Regions from separate parts of the Homo sapiens genome. Here all the other regions are linked to region 3. A link is a loop called in an ENCODE intact Hi-C map of the cell type or tissue named here. Cell type or tissue: K562. All regions are shown on one strand. Links, peaks and the distances in the headings refer to the core of each region. The heading gives the core; the rest is flanking DNA.

What was found. A loop is a pair of places that touch in the nucleus more often than their neighbours do. Peaks named below come from ENCODE experiments on the same cell type or tissue, not always from the same donor. Only the 100,000 strongest peaks of a DNase experiment are listed, where the experiment ranks them.
Region 1: it touches region 3 in a loop (8-fold over the local background); 4 of 110 quality-filtered maps call a loop at or near these places.
Region 2: it touches region 3 in a loop (5-fold over the local background); 6 of 110 quality-filtered maps call a loop at or near these places.

Annotation. Positions count from the first base shown.
Region 1 is chr14:88,556,103-88,563,638 of GRCh38, forward strand. It overlaps ZC3H14 (zinc finger CCCH-type containing 14), which reads left to right and starts at 6,935. Exons shown (of 17, transcript NM_024824.5): 1 at 6,935-7,067. The coding sequence starts at 7,032. It overlaps LOC124903405 (proline-rich protein 2-like), which reads right to left and starts at 688. Exons shown (of 2, transcript XM_047432047.1): 1 at 661-688. The coding sequence starts at 688. RefSeq lists a silencer at 6,724-7,433. In K562, for the core only: a CTCF peak has its summit at 4,005; no DNase peak of the experiment used is centred there; H3K4me3 peaks cover 168 bases.
Region 2 is chr14:88,789,541-88,797,076 of GRCh38, forward strand. It overlaps EML5 (EMAP like 5), which reads right to left and starts at 3,413. Exons shown (of 44, transcript NM_183387.3): 1 at 2,767-3,413. The coding sequence starts at 2,963. RefSeq lists silencers at 2,924-3,003, 3,194-3,553. In K562, for the core only: a CTCF peak has its summit at 3,334; a DNase peak (open chromatin) is centred at 3,331; H3K4me3 peaks cover 1,915 bases; H3K27me3 peaks cover 355 bases.
Region 3 is chr14:89,009,020-89,016,555 of GRCh38, forward strand. It overlaps LOC124903356 (a long non-coding RNA gene), which reads left to right and starts at 4,376. Exons shown (of 2, transcript XR_007064297.1): 1 at 4,376-4,540. In K562, for the core only: CTCF peaks have their summits at 4,158 and 6,182 (motif pointing left); a DNase peak (open chromatin) is centred at 4,222.

The DNA.
Region 1 (7,536 bases), core at 1,235-6,234, 450 kb before region 3:
AAAGCCCAGCAAGGTGCATCTTGGGTCGTTTAGCTAAAGGCAAATAAGATTACCTGTGTTTCTAAGGGAAAAAAAATAGATCAATTCTGTTTGTAATTGATATTTCAACTGAACTCTATGAGGGGGTCAATTTGTGTGTGAGCAAAGAAAAGAGATCTAAAAAGAAGTCACTTTGCTGGCTTCCCAAGGTAGAAAAACTGGAATCATGTGTGACTTCTCCCATTATCATCTCCAGCCTGTCATCAAGACCTGGTATTTCCTCCTTTGAAATGTCTCATGAATTCTTTGTTTCCTTTCTGTTCCCCCTGGAACATTCTAAATCCAAACCCTCATCATTTTACATCCGGATTATTGCAACAAGGGTGGTCTCCTGGCATCTGGTTTCTCAGTTCTCTCTTATTTCCTTGCTAATACCAGGCTTCCTTCTCTTATCACTCTTAATGGACTCCCAAGGTTAAGTTCTTCTGCCTGACCTATAGGGACTTTCCAAACGGGCCTCTCTGACCACCTATATCGCTTTCTGCCCCTGTCAAGCTTTGCCCCTGGCCAGCAGCCCCTCCTGCCCTCTTTCCACTTGTCTAAGCCTTCTGCTTCTCTGCAAGTAAGACTCTGCTTCCAGGATGACTTTCTAGCCACACCATTCCACAGTGATCTCCACACTTGGCAAGAACTGTAAAAGTTGTTTCATGACGGCTTCTTTTATATCTCCTAGGATTCCTAGGACAGTACTGGGCAAAGAGTAGGCACTAAATAAAAACTTGTTAATTGAATCAGGAAGAAAATAAAAGAATTTTAAAAATAGAAAATGACCATAAAACCCAAGAGATGTTAGACAACTGAGTTGAACTTCCTCCCTCACAGTCCACAGATGTCATTTACTGACCAAGTACCTAAGCCCTATTTTCCCTCAGCTATGTTAATTTGGCAGGAACATTCATGGGAAGGCACTTGAATAACACCTTCAAAATATTAGACATAAAATTATTAGCTTGTGTTGCATATCTAAGGAAGTGAGATAATTTATATGGTGCCACCCCCAAAGATACAAAAGGGTGTAAGTAAAAAGTCCCCTTCTCACCCTGCCTGCTAGACACCCAGCTCTTCTCCTGGGAGGTAACCAGTGTTCCCTCATTCCTCTGTATCCTTACAAAGATGTTCTGCAGAGTTACAAGAAACTACATATAAGTATCTTTACCCCCTCTTGTTATCCAGAAGGTGGCATACTTACACATACTTTTACACTGGAAGTTATTTCTTACTAAAATAAATAAAATGTAAAAAGAAAGCCCAGCACATAAAATGATGAAAGACAAAAAGATGAAAGAAGGCTGGGTGCAGTAGCTTATGCCTGTAATTCCAGCACTTTGGGAAGCCTAGGAGGGCAGATCAGCTGAGGTCAGGATTTCGAGATCAGCCTAGCCAACATGAAGAAACCCCGTCTCTACTAAAAATACAAAAATTAGCTGGGCGTGGTAGAGCATGCCTGTAGTCCCAGCTACTGGGGAGGTTGAGGCATGAGAATCGCTTGAGCCCAGGAGGCACAGGTTGTGGCGAGCCAAGATCACGCCACTGCACTCCAGACTGTGTGACAGAGCAAGACTCTGTCTCAAAAAAAAAAAAAAAAAAGGAAAGGAAATTGTGGTTTGGTGGGTGCACTGACTAGTGTTTTCTTAGAAGTTCAAAAGTTAATCTGTTTTGATAGCATGGTGAATACCCACCGTATAAATTATCATCATCTGCAAAAATCCAAATTGAATGAATGCCCTGCCACGCAAAGATAATGATTCCTGTCTGGGCGCGGTGGCTCACGCCTGTAATCCCAGCACTTTGGGAGGCCGAGGCGGGTGGATCACGAGGTCAGGAGTTCGGAACCAGCCTGGCCAATATGGTGAAACCCCGTCTCTACTAAAAAAATACAAAAATTACGCCCGGCACGGTGACTCACGCCTGTAATTCCAGCACTTTGAGAGGTCAAGGTGGGCAGATCACAAGGTCAGGAGATTGAGACCATGCTGGCTAACACGGTGAAACCCCATCTCTACTAAAAATATAAAAAATTAGCCAGGCATGGTGGTGGGCACCTGTAGTCCCAGCTACTTGGGAGGCTGAGGCAAGAGAATGGCGTGAACCCGGGAGGCGGAGCTTGCAGTGAGCCGAGATCGCATAACTGCACTCCAGCCTGGGCGACAGAGCGAGACTCCGTCTCAAAAAAAAAATTAGCCGGGCAGGTGGCACACGCCTGTAGTCCCAGCTACTCAGGAGGCTGAGGCAGGAGAATCGCTTGAACCCAGTAGGCGGAGATTGCAGTGAGCCGAGATCGCACCACTGCACTCCAGCGTGGGTGATAGAGTGAGACGCTGTCTCAAAAAAAAAAAAAAAAGATGATCCCTGAGGAAGGGGACAGTGAGGGCTAGAACTAGAAATGTGTGGCCAGGCGCGGTGGCTCACGCCTGTAATCCCAGCACTTTGGGAGGCCGAGGCGGGCGGATCACGAGGTCAGGAGTTCGAGACCAGCCTGGCCAACGTGATGAAACCCTGTCTCTACTAAAAATACAAAATTTAGCCGGGTGTGGTGGAGGGCGCCTGTAGTCCCAGCTACTTGGGAGGCTGAGGCAGGAGAATCGCTTGAACCCGGGAGATGGAGGTTGCAGTGTGCCGAGATCGCGCCATTGCACTCCAGCCTGGGGGACAAGCGCCAGACTCCGTCTCAAAAAAAAAAAAAAAAAAAAATAGAAATGTGAAGTCTTCGGTCTCTGAATCTGCACCTTAAGTTCTGCCTACCACACTCAATACTGTGTCACATGCAACACCTTTTCAGTTGCAAAAGAGCAACCATTTTATGGATAGATTCCCCTGGACATCAGAGAAATGATTATCTTGGCAGTGTGTTTGTTGAAATGGAGAAGCATGTCTGCCTCAGTAGCAAGTGACTGCTGTGACTGTAATTCCCAACACTTAGGGCTTTTGATCCAAGTATGTCTATGCCATGTGATAATCACTATTGGAAAACACTTGTCCATTCAGCCCACATATATTTAGAAGCCAGGTGCTGCAAGGAGAAAGGTAAATAGATGCATACCCCTGTCCTCAAAGACTCACCATGTGAACAACAGATGAATATGTAATTGTAGTAGGTGAGGAAATTTATACATGGTTATACTTTATAGTCTGAATGGACTGGTAATGTCTCGTTAATCACTGTGATCAGCTTCTGCTTGAGTCTGGAAAAGCAGACTCAAAAGGCTGACAAAAAAAGGTTGACTGAGTACTCAAAGAAAAGCAAAGCTTTGGGCCTGGCACGGTGGCTCACACCCAGCACTTTGGGAGGTCGAGGTAGGCGGATCATGAGGTCAAGAGAGCAAGGCCATCCTGGCCAACGTGGTGAAACCCTGTCTTTACTAAAAATACAAAAATTAGCTGGGTGTGGTGGCACGCGCCTGTAGTCCCAGCCACTCGGGAGGCTGAGGCAGAAGAATCCTTTGAACCCAGGAGATGGAGGTTGCAGTGAGCTGAAATCACGCCACTGCACTCCAGCCTGGCGACAGAGTGAGACTCCATCTCAAAAAAAAAAAAAAAAAAAGAAAGAAAAGCTTTTCAAGCAGGAAGACACCCCCACTCCCACCCCACCTTCCCCCATCCCCTAGTGCTTCTACACACTCACACACGCACACACGTGCAAAGGATGTGCAACATCCAGCTGAAATACAACCTGAGAAGAGATTGCAGACGTGGTTGGGGGGCAATGTTAGAAGACTCATGGCTCCATGGAGATGGGGTTGGTACTCAGCCCTTCTGACTTCAAAGCCAATGCTCTTTTCAGTCATCTTCTCTTTTTGGAAGACAGCCCAGAGCCCTCTTAGCTGGCACTTTGGGTTTGTTGAAATCTGGTCTTCACACTGTCCCCTAGAGGAAAACATGTTGTTTCCCCTAAATCAGAGAACATTTCCAAGCTGGGAAAAAAAAAAAAATACTGTCCAGTATAGTCTTTTTCAAGCCTAGCACTCCTACTCCCTCTAATGGCTTCTCTTAGGGCATTATCATGAACATCTTCTTCGAGATGTGATGTAGTTTGTGAAGCTGCAGTTTACAGGGAAGTGCCTGGAACTGCACTGGAACACCAAATGAACCATTGGTTTAGTGGGTTTGCCCCTCCTGTGATCGAGACATCATAACATCTTAGATCTAAATGTGGGAGGTCTCAAGCAGCCTTTCAGTCTCTTTTCCACAGTTGTCCTAAAAGTTAGCTCATGGTCCTAAAAGTTAACGCTTTCTTGAATATATTTTAATAAGTTTCCCTACTCTGAATATGTTTTAATGAAAACATTACTTTTTATTAAATGTTATTCTCAATATTATGTTAATATTGACTGAGAATTGGGTACCCAGTAATGGTAAAACATGTTTTTGTTCTTAGTTCTGAAATGGCTGGTAAAGGAATAAAAGTAATTCATCTGTCTTTTGTATTGTGAGTGTCATGAAAGCAGGGAGTTGGTCTTGCTCCTCTTTGTGCTCTGGCTCCTACCACTGTATCCCAGTGCAGGTACTTAATTTTTAATCAGCAAGCATAGTACTGCTATAAGCCAGGCACAGTTCAATATACTTCACAAATATTAACTTATTTCATCCTTATAGTAACCCTTTGCAGGTGAAACTAGTATACCTATATCACAGATAAGGAAACTGAGGCACAGAGATGAGAAGCAATTTGCCGAAGGTCTCAGAGGGAGTGGCAGAGCCAGGATTCAGACCCAGACGGTCTGGCTGCAGTGCCCTTGTTCTGTGTCATTCTGCTCTGCTGCCTGTCATCAATGCTGAATGAGTGTATGATCACTGGATTTATCCTTGAGGAATGCTTTTGTAAATTAGGTCTTTAATTTCTTTTACCCTATTAATATTTAATGAGTGCTTACTATGTGTCCAGCATCCTGAAAGGTTGGAGAAATATAAAGCCCTACAGAGAGTTTATAATTTTGTTAGGGAAGACACACACACACACACGAAATAACATTGCACAGAATATATTATTATACTAATAGCTTCCATATAGATGCCATAGGAATTCACAAGAAAGGATTATATGAGATTATTAAAGGACCACGTGACAGACCCTAGGTAGCCCCACAACTCCTGCTTCTGCTGTCCCCACAACCCACTCCTGACCCCTAGTGTGGATTGCTTAGGTAATAAACATGGCAAAAATAAGAGGTTTGGCAGATGTAATTGAGGTCGTGAATCAGCTGATTTTGGGGTCAGGTCCTGGGTGGGCCTAACTTAATTAAATGAAAGCCCTTGGCTGGTCTCAAACTTCTGGTCTCAAGTGATCCTCCCACCTCTACTTCACTGAGCTGAAATTACAGGCATGAGCCACTGTGCCTGGCTTTTACTGGCGTAAGTGAACAGACATGTTAGTGAACCCTTTGGCAAAGAACTGTGGGCAGCCTCTAGGACTTGAGAGTGGCTTCCAGATGATAGCCAGAAAAAAATCTGGGTCCTTACTCATAAAGCCACAAGGAAATGAATTATTTTTTTTTTTCCTGAGACAGGGTCTCACTCTCTCATCAAGGCTGTAGTGGCATGATCTTGGCTCACTGCAACCTCTGCCTCCCAGGCTCAAGCAATCCTCCCCTCTCGGCTTCCCAACTAGCTGAGACTAGAAGTGCATGCCACCACGCCCAGCTAATTTTTTGTACTTTTGAAGAGACATGTTTTTGCCATGTTGCCCAGGCTGGTCACGAACTCCTGGTCTCAAGTGATCCGCCAGCCTAAGCCTCCCAAACTGCTGGGATTACAGGCATGAGCCACCGCACTCAGCCAGAAATGAATTCTTGCTAACAACCTGAATGAGCCTGAACATAGATTCCTCCTCAGTCAAGCCTCCAGATGAGAATACAGCCTGCCTGACACGATTGTAGCCTTGTGAGACCCTGAGCAGAGGACCCAGTGAGGTTGACCCACGGAAACCATGAGATGATAAACGTTTGTGTTTTAAGCTGCTAAATTTGTGGTCATCTGTTATGCAGCAATGGATAACAGAGACCACTCTCAGGAATTAGTGGATATGAGGGAGAAAGGAGACCTCTCTGTGCTTCCTCTGTTTCCCAGGTTTTGTGATCAGGGATAGGGAGAATTCGGCTATTGATACAAATAGGGGAATCAACAGTAGTAACCTATTGAGTGGAGGAAGGGGAGATGAAGGCGACTTCTGTCTAAGCGCTGAGTTGGGAGAAAATAAGAGTAGTTACTTAGAATTTGGGAGTGGGGTTTGTGTGAGAATTCAAGGCTGATGGAAAATTCGGTCATTATCAGCACAGAGTTGACAACTTAAGTCCTAAGAACAAAAGTGTTGTCCCACGGAGGGTGTTCAGAGAAGCAGGAGGATGGGATTCGTCTCGGGGAGAGGCCACGGGTGGCCCTGGAAGAAGGAAGGCAGAACCAAACCCAGGAGGGCCAGTGTACTGCAGAGTCAAAGAGTTGACGGATTGGCTCTGTTGCTCTGGATAGTCCATTTTCCCTTCAAGGGTAATTGCAGTGCAACCTCTAATGGGCAGACTCCATTTTACAGGTAAGAAAAGTTGAAATACCTGGACCGATACCATACTGACAGTAAGTGAGGGCTGGATTTGAACTCGCGTCTCATATCACAGCCCAAGATCTTTCTGCTACACATTTAATTCATTCTTACCATCCAAGAGAGAATAAAATGAATAAGCGGAGGGCCAGCAGAGAGACTAACGAAAGGTCCCCGAGGTGCCCGGGAGGCGGAGCTGCAAGACCACCCGCACGCGCACGCCGCCGCCCTCCTTGCCTGAGCACAGGTTTCGCGGGTAGAAGGCGTGCGCAGGCGCGGACACGGGCGCATGCGCGTTCACTCCGGCGCGCAGTGCCGGCCGGGGCGGGGATACGCCGTGTGCGCGGCCGGGGGCGGAACGGAGGAGGAGGCGGTGGTGTCCCGGCTGCGGGGTAGGAGTCCGCGGCAGCCTCCGGGTAAGCCAAGCGCCGCGCAGTGCTGAGTTCCCGCACGCCGCAGAGCCATGGAGATCGGCACCGAGATCAGCCGCAAGATCCGGGTGAGGCCCGTGCCGGTCGGGGGTGGGAAGCCAGGTCTCGGCGAGCGGGCGGTTGTCAGGAGTAACGGGGACTGTGGGCCCGGGTGGACGCCGCGGCCTGGCCTCCGCTGGACGCTCCTGGCGGGCTGCGGCTCCTCCTCGTCCAGGCCGCCTCGGCCCTGGGGACATTTGCGGCCTCGGAGCGTGGCTGCGGCTGAAGTAGCCGCCGGGAAATGGAAGGACAGGCGCAGGCCCGGCTGGAGCCACCACCGCGGCGCACGGCGCCGCTTTGGATCCGCTGCGGGAGGTGGGCGCCGCGGGGCTGGGGCTGGAGCTGGAGTGGGGTGCGGGGTGGGGGGCGGTGCAGGCGAGGCTCCTCCCAGCCCCCGCCCGGGGGATCCGAGGTGCGCGCACCAGCAAAGTGGCCTCAGCCGCTGCAGAGTCCGGTCTTGTTTTCCTAGAGCCGCCTTTCTCACATGCACGTTTGCTC
Region 2 (7,536 bases), core at 1,235-6,234, 220 kb before region 3:
AGTCATGATTCAGCCTTTACTGAGAAAATGATGAAATGTCATGTGGCACCACCACTGGCAATCCCAGGTGATAATAAAATGGTCAAAGAACCAGTAAGCAAATGATAGACTAGTCATGATTCAGCCTTTACTGAGAAAATGATGAAATGTCATGTGGCACCACCACTGGCAATCCCAGGTGATAATAAAATGGTCAAAGAACCAGTAAGCAAATGATAGACTAGTCATGATTCAGCCTTTACCACCAACATTGCACTCACATTTTCAAAACCTGAGGACAATGATCTGCTCATTCTGGAACAGTTCTATCCTCAGACTAAGTAATATTTGACCAATAAGTTTTACATAAGTTTCAGGCAAAGGTGGAAACAAAACAGATGATGAAAACAGCACTGACTTTTTATTACTAAAGCTAAGGTTACAGCAACATTGGTTTTCACTATGCATCACATTTGTGAATATTACATCTTCTGCTGTGGCATAATTTAAAAATTACTAGAGTTGTTTCTATACTCACAAGTCAAACACTGAACTGAAAAAATATTGAGGTTTTAATATTAGCTCAATATATTTCACAAACATGAATGATCTGTCATTACTATTTGAAATAAAATGTCCAGAGCCCTTTCACTGATTCCTAAATTATATTCTCAGTATCATATTAAATTTGTGCCACCAATTTCAAGATGCTGTATGATTCAGATTTTACTCCCTCATTGAAACTTTTCAGGAAACTTATTTTCATTGTTATACATTAAAGATGTGTCATTTGGATAAAATCATAAGCATGTATATTCAACGATGAGAAATTCGAGTATGTTTGTTGTTTTGTATAAGTTGTGCAACTATACCAAAAGAAAGTCAAAGCATTACCTTCCTTACAGTTTACTGAAACACAATTATGAAATTTAAGCGGTGTGACATATAACACAGCTTCTAATTACTGCTAGAAGAACAAGATGTAATTTACCTCACCAAATAAATCATATCTAGTTTCAGAAGACCTTAGTGCTATACTGCTCTCATAACCCCCAAGGAGTAAAAACAATACAAGTGTACCACGAGAAGACCTCAAAATCCTTCACATTTACTCCACCAGCTGAATTCAACCTAACAGACTAAATTATCTGGAGCAGGGCTTCAGTTAAGGCTGCTCCAGCTAGGTAAAGCTACTATGCCTGGTACTTTGGGAGACCTAGCATATGGAAAAGAAGGGAGACTTGAAAGGATTAGGGAAAAAGACAAGACACTGGGGTAAACTCTACTCTTGGGATAACTAAGAAGATAAATAATTACTACGGGTTTACTTTAGTTTTGTTTTTCCATCAGCAATTTGGGCTATTATAATAGGTCTGTAACCCTAATCACCACGATACAGAGTCCCAGCTTGAGAAAAATGAAATGACTTATCAGTTACCTTTTCAAAGTAATACATTAAATACAATCTGAAAAAGCACTCTGGTGTCCAAAAAACAAAAACAAACAAAAAAAACCAACTGAATACAGAGCACCACCTCATTCCTTACTCTGCAATCTCAATTTTGTCTTTTCTTATCTTTACTCCATCTTGCCCTACCTCTGTTTGTCCTAGGCATCCTTTCCCTCTTACATATTATAGATGTACAGAGACGCAAAACAGAAGAACAACTTTATTTGTGGAATTTACATACCAGGGCTTCTTGCCTACAAGACTTCAAACCAAGGTACCGTATTTGAAATGCCCAATTTAAATCCTGTGCAACATACATGAGGGAATAACATTTTGTAACCAAACCCAAATCGTAGAATCTTTGATAAAACCCCAAGAGCACCACACAAACACATTCTCAATTGCTTTTAATATATTTTCCTCTGTAAAGGACAAAAAATGCTGTGCTTGAGGCAATAATCAGTGGCCTAGAATGATTTCTGAAGCTCTTGACTTTACCATAAAAGTTGTACTAAGACACTGATTGAAAATTACATTTCAAATATACCGCTCACTAAAGAAATGTCAACAAGCTCTGGGACCAACTTTGAGTTATTGTCCAAGGAAGACTAAAAATAGCCCCCCAATAGCGATTTAATTTTAAGAAAATACAAAAGTAGCTTATTTAGGAGTATTTTAATGAAGATGAAGAGAACTGGAAATCAGTGAAGTTTTCAGCAGCCTCTTCAGATAAGACCTACCTTAAATTGCCTTCAGGTGTGCACATTTTAACATCCAGTGAATTGCCTGGAGGTTGCCTGGGGTTTCTGCTGATTATAGCAGGCGGTGAAACCTGAACTAATAATTACGGCCAGGAGGTGAGAGCCCTTCAGGACGCCACCCTGGGCGCGCTCCCCGGGAGCAGCCCACCGCTTGCTGTGCTTCCATCAGTCCTTTATTAGGTAAAGGGTTTCCCCCCACCCCGGGTGCTTTAAGAATGCGTTTAATAAGAAATTTCTCACAGGATCTAACGGAATAAAGTGCCACCAAAATAACCTTTTCGCAGTTTTCGTAATTGTGATGGAGTGGGAAAGGGGACAAAGCCGTCAAACCGGGTGCCCGGTGGATCCGCGGACCTGATCTTCCTGCACGGACCCGAGAGAGAGTCCCTAGACGAGGAAGAGGGGAAAGGCATTTGTAGGGTGTTAACTGGTGGACTCGGGACCAGAGAGACAGCTGCGGATTCCCCTCGGGGTGATGCTCCGTGCAGGAGCGGTCACGGCGTCCAGAGGAACCCGCGGGTGCAAACTCCGGGAGCGGCTTGCAGGGTGACGGCGGCGGCCCCCGCTCCCCGGTACCTGATGATGTCGTCGCTGTGGCCCCGGTAGAACTTCTGCCTGTGCTCCCGCGGGCTGTACACCACGCCGACCCCCGCCACGAAGTATACGATCTCCTTGGCCGCAGTGTAGTAGAGGTTGTTGCGGCACTGGTGGCCCCGGTAGCCGTACACCCACTCGAGCCGCAGGTGGCAGCTCGGGGCGCTCCGGGCCGCCATGTCGGGGCGCCCACCCGCCGCTCCCGCTCGGGCCCGCGGCGGCGACGGGAGGCGGCGGCGGCCCGGCAACGAAAGCCCTCCCGCTGGCTGCCGGGACTTCCCGCCAGCCGCGTCCTCTAAGCCGCGCCCGTCAGGTGCATCTCGTTTCGGGGGCCGCCGCCGCCTCAGCCCACAGGCGGGAGGAAAACCCTCGCCTCGCGGAACATGCTGAGGGCCGCGAGCGCCGCCGGCTGTCAAGTGGATGCCCAGAGCCCTTCGCCCGCCTCGGCTCGCCTAGTCTCCTCAGCCCGTAGCGCCTGGGCCGAGAGCGAGGGCCCGCCTCCAGCTCCTCAGCCGCCGCCCGCGCACGCAGCTCCCAGCCCCGGTCACCTGCGGCGCTCGCGCCCCGCCGCGGCTTTGTAGCCACAGCCTGGCGGACCCGCGCCGCGCACCCCGAAACCGAGCGAGCCGAGCCGAGCCGAGCCGAGCGGCGGGCGCGCGGCCTTGCGTGGCCCCGCCCCCTCCCGCGCTCACTCCGCCCCTCCCGGAGCCGAGAAGAGGCTGGAGTTCGCGGGGCCACGGTCTAGTTGCGGAGTCGCTGGGACCGCGTCTCTGCAAGTGCGCGGGCCGGTGAGCCCTCCCTCGTTGAGCTGCTTAAGCCCAGGCGGACCCTCGGCGACCCCGGGCTCCCGCTGCTTTGCGTCCTCAACCGGGAAGCACCTGCCGGTTCCGCACGGTCCCTGCACCCAGCGTAGGCCACGTTTTTGCCTGGGAAAATCCACACCGGGATGCTAAATTCTCTTTTTTACGCTTGATACCTTGTGTGTCTTGCTGCCTTATAGTGCTTTCGGACCCAGACATTGGAATGATGCCGAGCTTCCTAAATGTGCTTTTAAATTATTATTTTTAGAAACAGAGCCTCGCTCTGTCGCCCAGGCTGGAGTGGAGTGGCGCAGTCTCAGCTCACTGTAGCCTCCAACTCCTGGGCTCCAGCGATCCTCCCGCCTCAGTCTCCGGAGTAGTAAGGAGTACAGTTGCGTACCACTATGCCCGGCAAATGTTTTGCTTTGTTTTTAAGTTTATTTTGTAGAGGCGGGGGTCTTGCTGTGTTGCCCAGGCTGGTCTCCACCTCCTGACCTTCAGCAGTTCTTCTGCCTCAGGCCTCCCAAAGCGCTGGGATTACAGGCCCAATCCACTGCTCCTGGTCCTAAGTGTATGTTTTCTTAAGTGACCGCAAAGCTGAAGGTAGACTTTAGATGGTAAACTGACATGTGAGATCTGATTTCCGAATAGCAAAAAAAAAAAAAATTGTACTTCGATTTTTTTAAAAATGACTGGGACATCACCAACAGTTACTCTTAATTAAATAAATTCAATTGTGATCCTGTAGAAAACTCCTGTAATAAAAGTATTGGGAACAATCAATTCCTGACTATGTCATTTCCCCTCCTACTCAGTTGTGTCCTCTTCTCACAGGAATATGAACAAGATTTATCAATACCTCTAAAAATAATTGGAAATCCACAATTTAAAAAGTGTTAAGTTCAGGATGGCCACAAGATTTACAACAAAAAAATACTAATTCAGGATATACCAATATGAACCCTTATTGTCTAAAAATTACTGTTTGATTTCCATAGGAAATACCAAGACAGAAATCTGACAAAAGCTAAAATAAACTACCATCGTTTCAAGAAATATGACTCCAAAAGGGGTTGACTCCTGTGTGGTACAGATATATTGGAATAGATGTTATCCAATGTCTACTTCCTCAAAGATGCCAGTTACTAACTTGAGACAGGATTACCGTTTCGTCTTTGATTATGACTTCTAATCTGCAAGCAGTTTACATGCAGGAAATAAAGGCCATCTGAAAGGAATTTACATAGATGTCATGAAAAGTAAACTCTGAAAGAGTTTCCATTCTGGGCAGAATCTGAAAAAGAGGAATAGCTTTCTGGCAGCTGCTGCAAATAAACAAAGAAATCAGGCCTGAGAAGTGGCTCTAAGGCCCATGTAGGGTACCCTGGGCAAAAGCACACACAGTTTCTCTTTGTCACCAGGAGGGCGTTTTCTGTTTTTTAATAAGAATATGTTCTAATTCACTAGTGAGTTCCTTGAAATCCCCTGGTGAGAAAAAGAAAAATTGTTGATTATTTAAATTCAAGCAGTGAACTTAGAAAACATTAAATATTTGTTGCTATACATTTGTGATATATTAATTACTGGTTACATGTAAATTTTATGAGACGAGATGGAAGAATATAGTTTTTTCTATGTTTCGGATTTTTCAGCACAATATCTTATGGATCCCATGATACACACTTAAGTACTCAGATTAATAAGAGATTTAAGTAATTTATTTTCCCATTATCATATTTTCCATTACGATTTTAATGACCCAAGTGTAGAGTGCGAAGCAAAAACATTCTTAATTAAACCATCCTCAACTGGCGACTCAAGACCAAAAGAGACAGCCGAGGCACAAAGGTGGCTAGAAAATGAACCATTCATGAATACTAGAGGAAGAAAAAAACAAACCTGATCAGTTCTTACCCTCACAACTTTATATAATCCAGTATTACCAATGTCACATCAGAAAGCTTAATGAAGCTTCTATTGCTAGGTGATATTCCATCATCTGTATCCTGTGAAAGTAATGCAAATAAGGATGTGGGAGAAAGAAACAAAAAATTATACACATCAACAAATGGACATTTGTTAAGCATTCCAGACGAAGGCTGCAATACCCCCTGTATTCGTCCGTTCTCATGCTGCTAATAAAGACATACCTGAGACTGGGTAATTTATAAAGAAAAGAGGTTTAATTGACTCACAGTTCCGCATTGCTAAGGAGGCCTCACAATCATGGTGGAAGGCAAAGAGGAGCAAAGTCGCACATGGCAGCAGACAAGAAGAATTTGCGCAGGGGAGCTCCATTTATAAAACCATCAGATCTCATGAGACTTATTCACTACCACTAGAACAGTATGGGGGAAACCACCCCCACGATTCAATTATCCCCACCTGGCACCACCCTTGACATGTGGGGATTATTACAATTCAAGGTGATATTTGGGTGGGATACAGCCAAACCATATCACCCCCTTTGGTAATCTAGTTCCTGAAACTTGAGTTCCTAGTATGGAATTTGAGATATTTGAAATATTTCTAAAATTCAGGCAAATAAATCATGTGCTGGCTACTGATTAGGTACCCTTAGGTTTATAAAGAAATCTAAGGCAAAATGTAGAAAACATAAAAACCAAAATTCCCCAGCCTGGCCAATATGGCAAAACCCCATCTCTACTAAAAATACAAAAAAAAGTAGCCGGGTGTGGTGGTGCAGGCCACCATCTCAGAAAAAAAAAAAAAAAATTCATGCAATTACTTCTAGCTAGCATGGTGGCTCTCACCTCTAATCCCGGCACTTTGGGAGGCCAAGGTGGGTGGTCAGGAGTTTGAGACCAGCCTGGCCAACATGGTGAAACTCCATGTCTAGTAAAAACACAAAAATTTGCCAGGCATGGTGGCGGGCGCCTGTAATCCCAGCTACTCGGGAGGCTGAGACAGGAGAATCGCTTGAATCCGGGAAGTGGAGGTTGCAGTGAGCTGAGATCGCACCACCGCACTCCAGCCTGGGAAACAAAGAGTGAAACTCTGTCTCAAAAAAAAAAAAAGTATATATATATTATATATATATTATATGTTATATATATTATATATATTATATATATATTATATGTTATATATATTATATATATTATATATATATTATATGTTATATATATTATATATATATTATATGTTATATATATTATATATATATTATATGTTATATATATTATATATATATTATATGTTATATATTTTATATATATATTATATGTTATATATATTATATATATATTATATGTTATATATTTTATATATATATTATATGTTATATATATTATATATATTTTATATATATATTATGTTTATATATTATATATATTATATATATTATATGTTATATATATTATATATATTATATCTCTTATATGTTATATATATTATATATATATTATGTTATATATATTATATATATTATGTTATATATAATATATATTATATGTTATATATGTTATACATATTATATGTTATATGTTATATATATTATATATGTTATATGTTATATATTATATATATTATGTATATTATATGTTATATATATTATATATATTATGTATATTATATGTTTTATATATTATATATTATATATATTATATGTTTTATATATTATATATTATATATATTATATGTTATATATATTATATATTATATACATTATATGTTATATATATTATATATTATATATATTATATGTTATATATATTATATATTATATATATTATATGTTATATATATTATATATTATATATATTATATGTTATATATATTATATATTATATATATTATATGTTATATATATTATATATTATATATATATTATATGTTATATATATTATATATTATATGTTATATATATTATATATTATATGTTATATATATTATATATTATATGTTATATATTATATATATTATATGTTAT
Region 3 (7,536 bases), core at 1,728-6,727:
CTGGGCTTTGTTTGAGATTTTCTGCCATTGCAGCACTTTGTTATTCAAAAGTGAGCAGAAAAGTCAAGGGATCTGCTAGACTAGGTAGGGGAAGACAACCTCTACTGAACAAAGATTAAAGGGAGGTGGGAGACAAAAAATAAAAGTATGTTTTGTTAGATCAGGTGTAATGTTGTGGTTTTTGTTTGTTTGTTTGTTTGTTTGTTTGTTTTTGAGACAGAGTCTTGCTCTGTCACCCAGGTTGGAGTGCAGTGGTGCAAATCTTGGCTCACTGCAACCTCCACCTCCTGGGTTCAAGTGATTCTTACAGTTCAGCCTCCTGAATAGCTGAGATTACAGGCGTCTGCCACCACATCCAGCTAAATTTTGTACTTTTAGTAGAGATGGGGTTTCACCATGTTGGTCAGGCTGGTCTTGAACTCCTGACCTCAGGTGATCCACCCCCCTCAACCTCCTAAAGTGCTGGGATTACAGGCATGAGCCACCGTGCCCAGCCTGAGATCAGGTGTAATGTTTATTCAATACTCTGGTTGCATGAGCATTAGCTTATTCAGCCCTCACTTTTCATAAGACTTAGCTTCCTAGCAGTGTTTAGGAAAAACCTTTCTGGTCATGATATGGGTATGCTGAGGAGAAAAGGTCTTCCTTGAATAAATGGACTTTTTTTTAACCACTGAATAAAATTGAACTTGTTTATTTATCACAGGATTGCTCAGAGCCTTTAATATACCAATGTGCATTTTTGACCTAGAAGAGGAAGACTTCTTAGAGAGCACTTCTCATGCTCATTTGATTGCATGTGTTCTTAGAGTGTATTTAGGAGCTTCAATGAAGGGTTTAGAAAATGCTCCCCTGTAACACAGCAATAGCATCTGTATTTGGTAGATGAAGAATGTCTTGGCTGCATCTTTTATGCTGAAAAGAGTAGAGACAGGCCCAGGTCACCTTAGGAGATGATGACTTATTAAAAGGATAAACATGGAAATAAGGAAGTCAAGATTCTCAAGCAGAGGGGTCAGGCCCCAAAGGACTAGAACAAAATTTGGTAATTGAAAAGTCATTCAAAAGACAACACAGCTCTTTGGCAATGATTTATTGGATATGACACCAAAAGCACAGGAAACAAAAGAAAATAATAAATTGGATTACATCAAAATTTAAAACTTCTGTGCATCAAAGGACACAATCAAGAGTGTAAAGGCAACCATAGGATGGGAGAAAATATTTGCAAATCACATATACAATAAGAGATTAATATGTAGAATATACAAAAAACTCCTATAACTCAACAACAAAAAAAGCAATCAATCCTAATTTTAAAATGAGCAAAAGATTTGAACAGACATTTCTTCAAAAGATATACAAATGGCCAATAAGTGTATGAAACAATACCCTTTCATGATCCAATCAGCCCAGGCCAGAGTGGTACTATCATATGGTAGACAGGATAGCTGAGAAAGGTACTATGACAGACATGGCTAGTTGTCTGACAAGGGTGCCATGACAATTCACTAGGGGAAAGATTAGGCCATTCAAAAAACAGTGCCAGGACAACTGGATATCCACATGCAAAAGAATGAAGTTGACCCTATACCTCATGCCTCATATAAAAATTAACTCAAAATAGATAATAGACTCAAACATAAGGGCTACAAATCTTCTACCTGAAAACAAAGGTATAAATATCTACGATCTTGGGTTAGACAATGGTTTCTTAGATATGATATTAAAATCACAAGTAACAAAAATAAATAGACCAATTGGATATCATCAAAATAAAAAATATTTGTGCCTAAAGGGACAACCATGAAGAAAGTGAAAACACAACCCAGAAAATGGGAGAAAATAACTGCAAATCATATTTCTGGTAAGGAAACTGTACTCAGAATATATATTTGAAAAAACTCTTACAACTTAATAATAAAAACATTAACAACCCAATTTAAAATGGGCAAGACATTTGTCCAAAGAAGATATACAAATGGTCAAAAAGTCTCCACATCATTAGTCATCAGGGAAATGAAAAAAAAAAAACTACAATGAGATTCTACTTCACGTCCACTATAATGAAAAGGACAGATTATAATACATGTTGGCAAGGACACGGAGAAATTAGAACACTCATACACTGCTAGAGGGAATGTAAAATGGTATAGCCCTTTTGGAAAAGTCTGTCAGTTCTTCAAAAGGTTAAACATAGAGTTACCATATGATCCAGCCATTCTACTCCTAGTTATATAACCAAGAGAAATAAAAACATTTCCACACAAAAAGTTGTGCACAAATGCTCATCGCAGCATTATTCACAATACCCCAGAAGGAGAAACAACCCAAATGTCCATCAACTTATAAATGAATAAACAACTATGGCATATCCATACAATGGTATATTATTTGACAATATGAAGGAGCGAAGTACTTATGACACATGCTACACCAGGCATGAACTTTGAAGAGATCATGCAAAGTGAAAAGAGCCAGTCACGAAGGACCATATATTGCACAATCCTAGTTATGTGAAACGTCCAGAGCAGGCAAATCTATAGAGACACAAAGTAGGTTAGTGGTTGCCTACGGCTGTAGGGAATGGAGAGATGAAAGGGAAGGACAAGGGGGTGGGAATGCCTAAGGAGTCCACAGGTTTCTTTTTAGGATAATGAAAAATGTTATAAAGTTTATTGGGTAACAGATGCACAAACATGTGAATATACTAAAGGTCACTGAATTGTACACTTCAAATGAGATGAGTGAATTGTATGGTATGTGAATTACACCTCAATAAAACTTTTTAAAAATGGTTTTTTTCTATATAATATTAATTCTCTTCTTCCCGAACAACCCAAAACTCATTTGATTCAAGACACTCCGCTAAAGAACTACATTTCCCAGCCTCCCTAGCTAAGTATAGCCACATTACAACTTCCGGCCAATAAAATGCAAGCAGATATTTTTTGTGGGACATCCAAGAAGGCTGCTTAAAGGGAATCAACTGAATGATACTTATTCTTTAGTCCTCTTTTATTTTCTCCTGCAGCTGGCCTAGAACTCAAATATGACGACTAGCAGTTATTTGGGGTCGTGAGTTGACCTTGAGGGTGAAGATCACATGCCGAGAAAGACAGAAGGAAAATTAAGAGCTTGGGTCCCTGATAATCCCATGGAAACACACCCTATCTATCAGCCTTGGATTGCTCACCTCTAGACTTCTTTTGTGTGAATGAGAAACAACCTCCTATCTTGTTGGTTCTCCTCTTTTATGGAACAGATCCTAATCTTAGCTGACAGCCTAATCCTAATTACCCAAGGTTACTAGTACACAGTAGAGCCGATACCCAAAGCCGTTTCCCTTCCTCCTCCAATATGCCGGCATTTCTGTAGATCGAATGACCTGAGGTTCAGAGGTGAAGAAATCATTCTGTGAAGACAAGACTGCCTGAAATAAAAAGCTGCTATGGGAGATAACACGGGAAGGACAGAGTGGGAACAGATTGCAGAGACTGAGACGTTGAGGAGGTGATACTTTATCCTGCAGGTAAAAAGCCGTAGAATACCAGGATGAAAGGAATGTGTGGTAAAGATTAACCTGTACACATACTACACTAAGTGGTTAGATTAAGGCAAACTAAATTTGCCCAGTGGGAGAAGAGAGAACAAATATAGTAATGAGCTTACACATTAACTGTTGCAGCCACATAGATTAAATCACAACAAACCATCCTCGAATCAACTCAGGGAATCCTCAGAAAAGCAAATGAGAGCAAAACACACTTATTTACGCAAATGTGGAGAGAAGGAGGATTTTTTTTTTTCCAAATTTGGCAAAATACTCCTTTTTTCAAGCCCGTCACCATCCCTGCCACATGGGATGCCCTAGGACACATTCATTATACCACAGGTTTCCGGCTGACTCTGCAGGTCTCAGAAGTCTAGATTGCCTTCAGAAACCCGCCCGTATGGGCTGGCTATCTGAAAGTTCGATTTTTTTTTTCTATTATCACTTTTTTTTCTCAAGGGCTTCAAAACCCATCTTTTAGTAGCTGATCAGGTTCCTACAACTTTTCTGTAAAGTTCAGGGGGAGGTGGGGAATTGATCTGAAATATTTTCAATTTTCTTGTGTGTGGAGGATGTCTGTTTCCTTGGTCGGCTGGCGCCCTCTGTCCTTGGGGAAATGCACTTCCCCTATTTCACGTGGTGCTGGTGGGACTGCCAATCACAGCGCCTTCTTCAGCCTCCTGGTCACATGAATGGGACCTGGCCAATCACAAAACTCCATTCTCCGACCTCCAATGATTGAGAAGACCGCAGGACCAAAGCAGGACCAATCAGAGCCTTCCATGGATGCTAGGCTAATAGGAACCCTGAGAAGGAGGTTATGTTCTTTCTCCAGGATGGTGGATTATTAGGGTCATGGAGCCTGACGCTGCCAGAACTTTTTTTCCCACCTCATGGAAAGAAGAACTTCCTGGAAGGAAGGCAGGACTGAGAGTTGGAATGAAAATGACAGAGCCCTGTCCACACCGTTAAAGTACTCAAATCCAGGTAGGACTGCAAGCAGTTCAACTCTTGGACTTTTAAGTTATATGAACTGAAAAAGAAATTAATTAGATTTCTGTCACTTGCAGCTGCAACAGTTCTGATGAATAATACAAAGTCCAGACAAAACAGGGTATCAAGGCACATCTGTCCAAGCAACTCAACAGGTCTTTATCTCAACATTTTCAAAAGGGAATGTCAGGTCAACCCAGGGTTCTGGAAATATTTGGGGAAAGGTAAATAATATACATAGAAAGTGGCTTGGGTTTTCTGGCTCCGTCATTCTTGCTAGCTACCTAGGATCAGAGTGATTGCAAAAATCAGATTCTGGCCCATGTGGGGTGCAAACTAGGTCTCTGGCATCATGTAACTGAGCTAATTTTGAAGCATAGGCTTTCCTCAATTCTTAAAATAAAAAGCCCCCCACATTGTGTCAATCATGTAGCCAATTAAGAGACCTAGAAATGACAAACCACCGCATTGTCAAGGTAGATTAAAGACACAGAAGACGTTTCTGATGGTTGGGATAATTAGACTGTCATCGTGCTGCATGGCCCGATCTGCTTGCCAGAGAGGGGGATGTGGAGGAGCCCAGGATTATTTTAACAGGTGGTTTAGGGAGCTAACTCCCCTGAACGCTCACCTGCTTGGCCCAGAGCAGGGATTGAAATACCAAAACCAGGAGACTGGGAGCGAGGTGTGTTTCTGTGCATGCCTATGTGTTTTTATTCCTGATGTATAAATACAGCCAAGGTGTACTGTAATCAAGCAGCCCCCATCTGTTTGCAAAATACAGCCACCTTCCACAGTTCATCTGCCCCAAGGGCTTTATTTGAGATGGAGTTTATTTGCCCAGCAATTTACTTCCTTTCCTTTCCTCTGGGAGCCCTCACGACCCCATTTAAACCTTTGAATGCACGTATCAAATTTCAGATTTGATTCCTCCCAACTCACACCTCTTCCCAGCCAGTCCACATAAATCCTCACGAACGGTGATTACCTTCCTTGCCCCAGAGACCTAGAGAACTCCAGTTGAACAAGATTATTCAGCTCCCAAAGACTAAATAGAGGAACTATCCCTAATTTACAGACAGTTAGTACCTCTCGTCCACATCCTCCTTGGGGGGAAGTGGGTCTGTATTGCTTTGCTGCAGGAAGTCACAAATCTAGTGCTAAAAAAAATCCATATTTATATACACATGAGGGCCCCAAAGGCAAAAATCTATAAGAGGTACTAGACTGCCAGAAACACAGCGGGATGAAGAAAGTGTTATTTGTTGTTATCTTCTCAAGGAGATCTGTGTGTGTTGCAGGAATAGTTTAATACACTGCTTGCAATCCATGGTAGCTTAAGCCACTTTCCCAAGAGTATGGGTCCAAAAAGCAGAAAGGCTTTTATCTTGCTGGGTGTTGGACACAGGGCCGGGGCCTCAAGGGAATTGCTTTAGATGATTGAGGCAGTTTGGGTGGGGACTGCAGACAACAGTCTTCCTCCCACCTATCCTTTTGTGTTTGTACCTATTGCTGCCATAACAAATTATCACAAACTTGGTGGCTTAAAACAACAGAAATGTATCCTTTTAAAGCTCTAGAGGCCAGAAATCCAAAACATTCCTACTGGGCTAAGATCAAGGTGTGAGTTTTGCAGAGCTGTGCTCCCTCTGGAGGTCCTAGGGGAGAATCTTTTTCTATATCTTTCCAACTTCTTGAGCAGCATTCCTTGGCTCATGGCCCCTTTTACCACCTTCAAAGCCAGCAATGTGACATCTTCTCTCTCCGATTCCTTCCTTTTGCCCTCATCACATGGCTTTTTCCTCTTCTGTCAGTAGTCACATCTCCCTCTGTCTGCCTCTTATGTGGACACTAGTGATTACATTGGGCCTACTCAAATAATTTCCCCATCTCAAAATTCCCAATTTATTCACATCTGCAAAAACCCTTAGTTTATGTAATGTAACATTGAGAGGTTCCAGAGTTTAGGATCTGGTATCTTTGGAGGTCACTATTCAGCGAATGATGCTTCCTGTTAGGGGTTGAAGAGTTATTTCCCACTTATTGATTAGGGGAAGCAGTCACTCTCAGTCTGGTGGTAGGAGTTCAAATTGATGCCGGACAACTTGGCAGTCTCTATCAAGAGTAAAATATATTTTCTCTTGCATTCAGCAGTTTCTTCTAGGAATTCATCGATTCAGCTTCTAAGAATTCATCATGGAGATGTTTTTGAAAATGGATGTGTAAGGATTTTTTTTCTAGGGTTGTTATAACAGCCCAATTTTCTAAACAAACTGCATGGCCCCAGCTATGAGGGCTGGTTGGACAAATTAAGGAACATCCATATCATAAAATGCTGTGCAATTATAGAAGAGAATGAGATAGATCTGTGTAAGTTAATGTGGAAGCCTTTAAGATAAGGGAATAAAATAAGGTCATAGACAGTATGCAGAGTAATTCTCATGTGTGTAAACAAGAGGAGTGTGTGTGTGTGTGTGTGTGTGTGTGTGTGTGTGTGTGTATTTGTATAGACCTACAATATTCCTGGAGACAGAGGACAAGTTGTTCCCTCTGTGGAGGGTGACTAGGAAGATGGAGGTATGGAATACAAGTGGTTTTAAGTTTTTACAGTGGGTATTTATTACTTTTAAAAGCAGTTAATGAAAAAAGAGAGCAAACATTGGTTTGAAAGAGCTCGTTTTCAAGAAGCGACTTTTATTAGCCTTTCCAAGGCACCCATAATTTCTGGTCTTATCTCCCCAACTCCTCAACCCTCATCACCAAGACTGAGGTCTTTCCGGCTGGGCGCAGTGGCTCACACCTGTAATCCCAGCACTCTGGGAGGCCAAGGCAGGTAGATCACGAGGTCAGAAGATCGAGACCATCCTGGCTAACATGGTGAAACCCCCGTCTCTACTAAAAATACAAAAAAAAACAGCTGGGCGTAGTGGCGGGCGCCTGTAGTCCCAGCTACTTGGGAGGCTAAGGCAGGAGAATGGCATGAACCCAGG